2 separate regions of the Homo sapiens genome follow, and region 1 is linked to region 2. A link is a contact called in ENCODE Hi-C or POLR2A ChIA-PET data. All regions are on one chromosome and are shown on one strand. Each heading gives the region's core, a stretch centred on a gene start or an enhancer-like site at or near the end of the contact. The rest is flanking DNA. Distances are from core to core; before and after follow the strand shown. Region 1 holds the start of ZNF24TR (ZNF24 transcription regulator). Region 2 holds the start of ZNF397 (zinc finger protein 397).

Region 1 (4,163 bases), core at 1,122-3,621, 230 kb after region 2:
AACACACAATGAAGACCTCTATTAAGAACATTTACAGGACAACTTTACCTGTCCATGGTTCTTCTCTTCTATATTCTTTGTTAGATGTTTTAGGAATTGGGTACTTCCTCTATTCAAGACCGCATACCATTTAGGCAGCATTTCTCAAACTTTCAGCATCTGTAAGCCAGTGCAAGCTAATGCAAAGCACTAACTTTGGGTAAGATTTCATCACAATTTTTAGTAATAAAAATATCTCATTCTTTTTGAAAGCTTTTTTATTATGAAGAAATGCAAACATATACCAAAGGCAGAATAGTATAAAGAACCCCCATGGACTTATCACTCAGCTTCAACTATAACTGACTCATGGCCAATCTTATTTCAACACGATTCTCATCCACTTCCTCTCTCTCATATCATTCTGAAGCAAATCCCAGATGTCATATCATTCCATCCATAAATATTTCAGTAGGTGTCTCTAAAAATATGAATTATTTTAACATTACAATAGCATAATCACAACTATTTGTGAGAATTCCAAAATATTATCAAATATCAAAATATATCAGATTCCCAAATGTCTCAAAATTTTAAAGTTTTTTTTGTTGTTGTTTGAATGAGGATCCAAATAAGGCCCACACATTCCCATCAGATAGAATATTATTTTAAATGACACTATTGTTTCATGCATTTGTAAGAGGGCATAATTTGTAATCTCTCCCCAGGATATCTGTCCTATTTGATAATGGGGTCAAGTTCCATAGTCCATTGATTTCTTTCGTTACCCTTTATTTTTACTAAGTTAAACTCTCCCAATTTACAGTCACTGGAAAGAGTAACAAATATCTGGTATCTTTTTCCAATGACTATGGATTCAGAAATTAAGAGATTTCTTACTGCAAACATGTTTAGCCCTCCACCAGGTGCCAAATCAATCATGAAACACATTTAAAATTTGGACAGATCCATGCTTTAACTTGGGAGATGGGGGAAAATGGGTCCCCCTCACCTACAGGGACTGCCTTCTGGCTCTGAAGAGCATATTTTCAACGTTACAGGTCGTTTTAAACCATGCCTAATACCAGATTAAGAAAGAGTCAAACTCCAGTCAGAGCAGACTGGACCTGAGTTTGGTCTTAAGAGGATTTCTCAAGTCCAGCTAATTGTTTTTCTCTTAAAGTGTCTGAGTTTTTCTTTTGGATCCTGCAGACCAATACCAGAACTGACCTCTTATCAGAGGCAAATGACCAGTAGATATGCCGTGATGAACAAAGTCATTCAAAGTTGTCAGGAGGACACTGAAAGTGTCAGGCAGGGTATGAGGTGATCCTGAAGCAGGATTGGAGCCAAGTAGAAGAGGAAGAGGGTGATGTAGGAATGAAGAGGGAGGAATCTGCAATGGCATTCATAGTTGACTCCAGTGTGGGATGCCATGTAAAAAGGAACTCTAAATTCACACATACATGCACACACATCCCAAAGAAACCCCTTGCAATTTGCTCATGGCCTGGGATGGAAAGAGCCAGCTGATCTGAGAATAAGAAAATGTACCTTACATGAAATATTCTCTTCATAGTTACAGCAAATGTTCTCAACGCTGGCTGCACATTAGAAGCATCTTGGGAGTTCAAAATACTATGTCCGGGCCCCTGCACAGGCCAGTGGAATCAGAATCTCTGGGTATTTTTAAACCTCCCTCACCATCCCCCTCCTGGACACCCCCCACCCACACAGGTGATTCTAACGTGCAGCCCGGCCTGAGAACCACCGGGGTACAGCATGGACAGCAAGGGCTATTTCAGTACAGGATCAGTTAATGAGCAAGGGCTCATTATTCAAAATACTCACAACTTGAAGCTTGGTTTGGCTCAGCCTGGACTTCTGGAGCTTGGGGTGAGAAGCAACCTAATCTTCAGAATTCACAGCTCTCCCGCAAAAACAATGTCAGCAGGGAGAGCCTGGCAGGGGAATGGGAAAGGAGGTGTGAGGTGTCCTGCACACGAGCTTCCCTTCTGCCCGGGGAGAACACTGGTTCTCTCACTCCTGTGTGCATGATGATCACACGGGGATATCTGTCAAATGCAGCTTCCTGGGCCCCACTCCCTGGGTCGGTCAGAAGGTCTAGGATGTGGCCCAAGAACCTGCATTTTAGCGGGTCTCCAGGTGACCCTCTGAGGGTTTATGGAACAAACACACATCCATAAACCGAGAGGCCTCCAGGAGCAGCAGTCTGTGGGTCCTTCCTGATGAACACGTGTGGAGCAGGGCTTCCCTCTTCAATCCTGGGCCCTGCCCCTGGAGGGTCTGAGCAGTAGGTCTGAGGTGTTGCCTAGCATCAGCATTAGAAGTGATTTCAGGGCACTGCCCAATTGGGGACCTTCATGGAAAAGAAGTGGACCTGCCCCAAGTTTTCTCTGTACAATAGAAGGTGGAAGCGAAGCAGGAAGGACCCTTGGCTCATTCCCTCCTTGCTTCTACCAAAACGGAAGCTGGCGTTTTTCCTAGGCTGACATCTGGCAGGAAGTACAAGCGGAAACCAAACAGCAGCCTCTGGTCTTTCAGAGACCATTGATTTCATCAGCAAAATGGGTCTCAAAGCTTCATCAAAGTGGGTCTCAAAGCATCATCAAAGCAAACATGCAAATTCTTGGGCCCCACCCCAGACCATCTACTGATCAGGTACTTCAGGGAGACAGGCTCCCTAATCTGTGTCACAGGAGGCTCCCAGGTGACTCTGATGCTTGCTCGGTGATTGTGGGCTTAGGAAAGGCCCCCACCTCTTCTGGCCATCCTTTCAGGTCCCTTGTCATGGAGGCAGGGGGAGGCCCCACAGCACCTCTCCCGCTCTCGGTTTGTTATTGGGAAGGTGCTGAAGGATGCTGGGGCTGCCAACCTGGAGGAAAAGGAGCCTGGTTCCAGGCAGCTGCCACTTGCACAGGCTGCTCTCCCAGCTGACTTGCTTTGTTTTATTTTCTCTAAGCCTGAAGAAGGGCTTTCCCCAGAGAGAAAGGACACCTGGTGCCTAATTCCCCAAAGCAGAGGCAGCTGTGGTCCAGAAGCCCCAGGGCCTGTTTCCACTGTCCTCCCTGGGGAAATGCGGGTATAGGGCCCAGAGAGGCCCAGGACTTATCTCGACACTCTCCTTTCCCCGGCCAAGAAAATGCTTCCTCTTCTTGGAGGATGGAGATGCAAACACTCCCTTTCTGGAGCAGGCTGCAGCCAGAGGGGTGGCATCCTGTACCAAGACAAAAGCCCTTTTGGGACAGAGTGTCAATGCTGGTACTCCACACCTCCAAAGATGAGGGGAGGCCGATCTGAGGCAGAGGCACATGTGAGAACCAGCCCAGTGGGACAGAACAAACTACTTGCCTCTTTCTTCTCTGGACCCAATTTTGGAATTCTTCTAAGCATTCTGATCAGAGACAAAGACTAACATGCTCTAAAAGGGGGGTCACCAGGATTAGAAGTAATCCAGACCTGTTGTGGATTCACTGCAGAGTCTTTAAATGTGTTATACGGGGTTCACCACTTTAAAACAAAAATTCAGGGACTTGGGATAAATGAAAAGTATGGTTTTATTGTATCTTCTTGTCAAACACCTTTACTTGAGGCAACAACTGAAGTATAATTTAATTCAGCAGGAAATATCACACTTGGAGGGAAAACACACACTAAAAAAAAAAAAAACCCTTAAATTAAAGCCAAACATTCTTTCCAAGGCACAGCACTGGCATTTTCAGATTGACAGCAGAACGAGTTTGTTTCCGTGAAACAAAATCATGAGTCCAGAGTCTGTTTTTGAAACAGCTTTCCACTTCATCTCCCTTTCTGGGGCTCAGGGAACGATGCTCGTGGCCTTCCTCAGGGCCAGGTAGCCGGTGACGACGTCAGAGGGCAGCCTCCGAATGTAGGAAAACTCTTCAATGGTGCTGAACCGCAGTTTGCTCTGGGGGTCTGTGTAGTTGGCCTGGGTGAAAAGAGGCACAGGGAAGGGCAGAAAGTTTTTGCTGGTAGGGATATTTTAAGTTCAAGTTTAAAAATTTTTTCTATTTCACTGAAAGTGATATATATTTTCATTATGTCTTACTCTGCCACCAAGAACACTAAATCACTCACTGTGGCACAGGCTCATTAACCTTCCCAGACTCTAGAAACACTTCAGGGTATGGACGAGAGGAAGG
Region 2 (4,372 bases), core at 1,482-3,981:
GCCCTACAGTCCTATGGGGTAATCAGTTGCTCTCTCAGTGGGAACTTAAACTATGTCCCAGAAACTGGCTCTAGATCTCTAATCTACATCTCTTGCAAGTAAGTAATTACTAATATTTTATATTTTAAACATAGGTAACATCTTATAAGGAAGGACAGGAGTCTGGATTTTTTCTCAGTGTCTCACTTTCTTACCTATACAAGGGAATCAGATTACCTATCAAAGCAGATATTACTGTTGCAAATTCAACATTCATCTATTTATCTCCCTTTTCTGCCTTTTTAACACAGCCCTAATTTCATGCATTCTCCCCAGAGTGTCTGTGTCCTTTAGGAGAGGCTGGCCTTCTCCTTAGCCCTGGGATATAAATTTCAATTGTCCTAATCCCACCATGGAGGCCTTACCTCCCTTGTTAGTGATAGACATAAGCACTCAAAGCAATTTCAGTTAATAAGACATGATGGAGAAATCTATCAGGGAAAAAGAGTTTCCTTAATCGTATAAAGGGGCAAAAGATAAAGGTGTTCCCCTTTTTGGTCTCTGAACATTATCTGTAATCTGGAACTGAGGAAATCATTTTAGGACCATAAAGGAAGCCAGACTGGAGAACAACACACTTAAAGATGGCAGAGCCAAAAGAAGGAAGAAACCTGTGTCCTTGACAATATTGTCCAGATGCAGAAGTAACCAACCCTGGGAATGATTTTATCTCCATGCATCTAGCTATTAGGATTTGTTTTTAAAAGGCTTGAACAATAAGGACATTTAGTAAGGTTCCTGTTACTGCAGCCAAAAGCATTTCAACTGATATGCCTTCTCTCTTTCAATAGTTTCACTCTTACATAGTAGGTTTCTCAATATAACAAGGTGTGTTAGGTTGGATGCAAAGATAACTGCCAAAATTTCCTCCTATGATCAAGCTGCTTAATGTCTATTTCCCTTTTCCACCATTCTAGTCCTTCTGTCATGGAATACTGCAGAAAAATATAATGCCAGTTCCAGACTCAGGCTTTAAGAGAATTAGCATCTTTCCTCCTCCTTAACTCTCTTGGAAGCCAGTCACCATGTAAGAAAGCTTAGGCTAAACTCCTGAATGGAGAGAGGCCTTGTGGAGAAGAATCAAGTAACTTCAACCAAGAGGCAACACCAAGACTTCAGCAATTTGAGTGAAGCCATCTTGGACCTTCCACCCCAGTTAAGTGAAGATAGCTGACACATCATAAAGCAGACTAGCCATCTCCGCTAAGCCCTTCCTGAATTCCTGGCAACAGAACTGTGAGCAATAAAACATCTGCTGTTTTTAGTCACTAAGTCTTGAAGTGGTTCATTATGAAGCAATTGATAATTTATAAACAAATTAATATTATTTGGTTTTTTGCTTTGTAAAATTGCTGTAGTCATTTCACAATGATAAAATTATTTAGTGAGTCACTAATAGCTTTGAATGCTAACGAACATTTTTCTCAAATATGTGTTTTAAGTCTTGGCTCACAAAGGAGAATTTGTTTCTATGTATGTATGTATCGCTTTGTTATTATCCTGTGTACTTTTTTAATATAACATTTTAAAAATATGTAACATTTAAACATGTAAAATGTAACGTTTTAAAAATAAATACAAATAAATGGGAAACGATTTGCAACAAACGAGTTGCTATCCTTAATAAGCAAAAAATTCTCACAAATAAAAAAGAAAAATCTTACTCCCTTAATTTTTTAAATGGGAAAAGCCATCTCTGAAGAACCATAAATGGTCAGTAAACATGAAGGGGGACTATCTTAAGCTCACAAAGTTGAAACATGAGGCATCATTTTTCACCGACTAAATAGCCAAAGAAAAATTTAAACAGTGAGACAATACCAGCAAGCTTCCACTGAAGAACGGGAAGACCCTAAGATAGGCTCCAGGAGTCTACGATACCAGTCTCCTTGAACTATGGGGACGTGGACGTCCCTGGTCACAAGTTGCCTGACTTTGGGCGATGTCTACGGCTGTAAATTTGGGATTATATAGCCACAGCACAGAACTGTTGTAAGGCTCCAGTGATACTCATAGGCAAAAGCAATATAAGTGACTGTTAGTTTTTGTTCAGCCTATTCATCCTTACATTTACTTTTGTCGGAAAAGAACTGGAATCACAGGAAAATCTGAGGTTTTTTTTTTTTTTTTTTTTTTGAGACAGAGTCTCGCTCTGTCGCCCAGGCTGGAGTGCAGCACATCTCAGTTCACTGCAAGCTCCGCCTCCCGGGTTCACGCCATTCTCCTGCCTCAGCCTCCCGAGTAGCTGGAACTACAGGCGCCCGCCAACATGCCCAGCTAAATTTTTGTATTTTTAGTAGAGACGGGGTTTCACCGTGTTAGCCAGGATGGTCTCTATCTCCTGACCTCGTGATCCGCCCGCCTCGGCCACCGCGCCCGGCCGAAAATCTGAATATTTTAATGGAAAACTGGGAGTGAGATTCGGGAATTACTTGAGACCAACAATGATGGGTGGTGCCAGGAGAAAGCCAGGGTGGGAACGGCCCAGGCGAGATGCGGGACCCTCCAGGTGCCGCCGCTCACAAGGACCCCTGACTCCTAGCGCACCCTCCCCTGGCCTTGGAGATTCCGCCGGGCTAGCGGCTACCGGGAGAAGGCGGTGGAAACTGTAGAGCCCGCGGCTCTGATTGGCTACCTCAGAGCAAGGGGCGGGGCGGCGGAGGACCCGAAGGGCGCGAGAGCGGAACACTGCGTACGCGCACTTCCGGTCTTTGTGGCTTGCAGCTCGGGGTGGGTGGCTCATTTCCTGGCCGCTCCTGGGCTTCGCGGTGAGGGACGTGGGCCCCTAGGAAGAGGGAGGTGGGGTTGGGAGCGCGCGCCGGACAGTGGAGGAGCTCCGCTCCTCGGCCTGCCCATCCCCAGGTCGCGGCCCTTTGGCCCGCGCGGCGTCTCCAAGCGACTGGGGAACTCAGAGGAGGCCAGCACTCAAACTCCTGCTTTCCAAAGGAAAACGCAGTTCCGCTGACCCCGTGACTTCGTAAATGCTGCGGTTTAACCAAGGATATAAAAATAGAAGGGCTAGTTAGTTAGTTAGTTAGTGCGGCCGGACTGGTTAAACCTTAAATTTGTAGGCTAAATATTTTAATTCATCTCTTAACGTTAACCGTAGTGTGAGGAATGAATTTTACTCATCTGTCCTGACAAACTAAGGGCATACATTCCTATCGATATCTCGCCATCCTAAAAGCAGGTCAAGTTTGGTCTGTGTCACAACATTTAATACCTATTTGTTACCATATTTTGCTTTTGAACATTTTTAGTCTTGGGATATTCTAAGCTTTTTCAGAACTGATACGGATCTCTTTGCTGCTTTTGTGTATGTGATACCTATCATGTTTTTGAACACATGGTAAGCATTTTACAGATACGTCTTGGTTCTTGGTCAATTCCTCTGTAGACTCGTTTATTCATAAGCAAAAATCTTAATGCTCAGTAAGTGCCTCAGTGTTTGTTGAAGTAATTCGGTAAACACCAAATGCGATCAAATGACAAATATCCAATATTTACATCAACTCATGTTTAATGTGAACTTTTAAAAAAACGTTATTACTGCCTTAAATGAAAATCAACATTACTTGCTTTAGATAGAAAGTAAGTAAAAATAAATGTTTAAAATCAGTATTACTAAATTCTGCCTAAATATTTTTACTCTTGGAAGTCTGATTCTGAAGCCTGTATTTTATTTAAAAGAGAGTTCTACAAGTTTTATTAATACATACATGTTAAAGATAGACTTTTCTCCTTGATACAATCAGAATTGAAAGAATTGGAAAGGAAATTTTCTCACTATGTGATTGATGTTAATGTTGCATTCACATTCTTAGGCTTCTAAAATAGTTTTTTCTAACATTAGTGGTAGGAATTCTTCATAATGGGAGACACTAATTGAGGTTAATGATTTTTAGTTTATCATCACATTATTGTTTTATTTAGTGATAGCCCCAAATCTACTCCCTTTCAATATATTACTAAAGTTACTCATCTTTCTTATTACAAGTACTTAGAGATTTTATTGATTGCTGTAAGTTAACTGCTTTTATATCCTTCAGGAAAGAAGAGATTACTCACACTCCTTCGCAAGCACAGAACCAGTTGTACTGAGCTTTTTGCTAAGCTGTTTCAGCCAAGAATGGCTGTGGAATCTGGAGTGATTTCAACCCTGATACCTCAGGATCCTCCGGAACAAGAACTAATACTAGTGAAAGTAGAAGATAACTTTTCCTGGGATGAGAAATTTAAGCAGAATGGGAGTACTCAATCCTGCCAAGAATTGTTTCGTCAGCAATTCAGAAAATTTTGCTACCAGGAGACACCTGGGCCCCGGGAGGCTCTG

The links. A loop is a pair of places that touch in the nucleus more often than their neighbours do. ChIA-PET counts read pairs that join two places held with the same protein, here RNA polymerase II (POLR2A). Pooled maps may share reads with other maps.
Region 1: a pooled map shows a loop between it and region 2 (2.2-fold over the local background). The contact joins the promoter of ZNF24TR here to the promoter of ZNF397 in region 2. A Hi-C loop is called at or near these places in 10 of 50 pooled maps. POLR2A ChIA-PET finds 5 or more read pairs at or near these places in 2 of 52 experiments (HEK293T and activated B cell).

Annotation. Positions count from the first base shown.
Region 1 is chr18:35,464,794-35,468,956 of GRCh38, forward strand. It overlaps ZNF24TR (ZNF24 transcription regulator), which reads right to left and starts at 2,372. Exons shown (of 3, transcript NR_186612.1): 1 at 1,534-2,372. INO80C (INO80 complex subunit C) reads right to left here. Exons shown (of 5, transcript NM_194281.4): 5 at 3,540-3,949. The coding sequence ends at 3,818.
Region 2 is chr18:35,238,303-35,242,674 of GRCh38, forward strand. ZNF397 (zinc finger protein 397) reads left to right here and starts at 2,732. Exons shown (of 4, transcript NM_001135178.3): 1 at 2,732-2,807; 2 at 4,089-4,372. The coding sequence starts at 4,169. RefSeq lists enhancers at 2,414-2,523, 2,469-2,994 and a silencer at 2,784-2,913.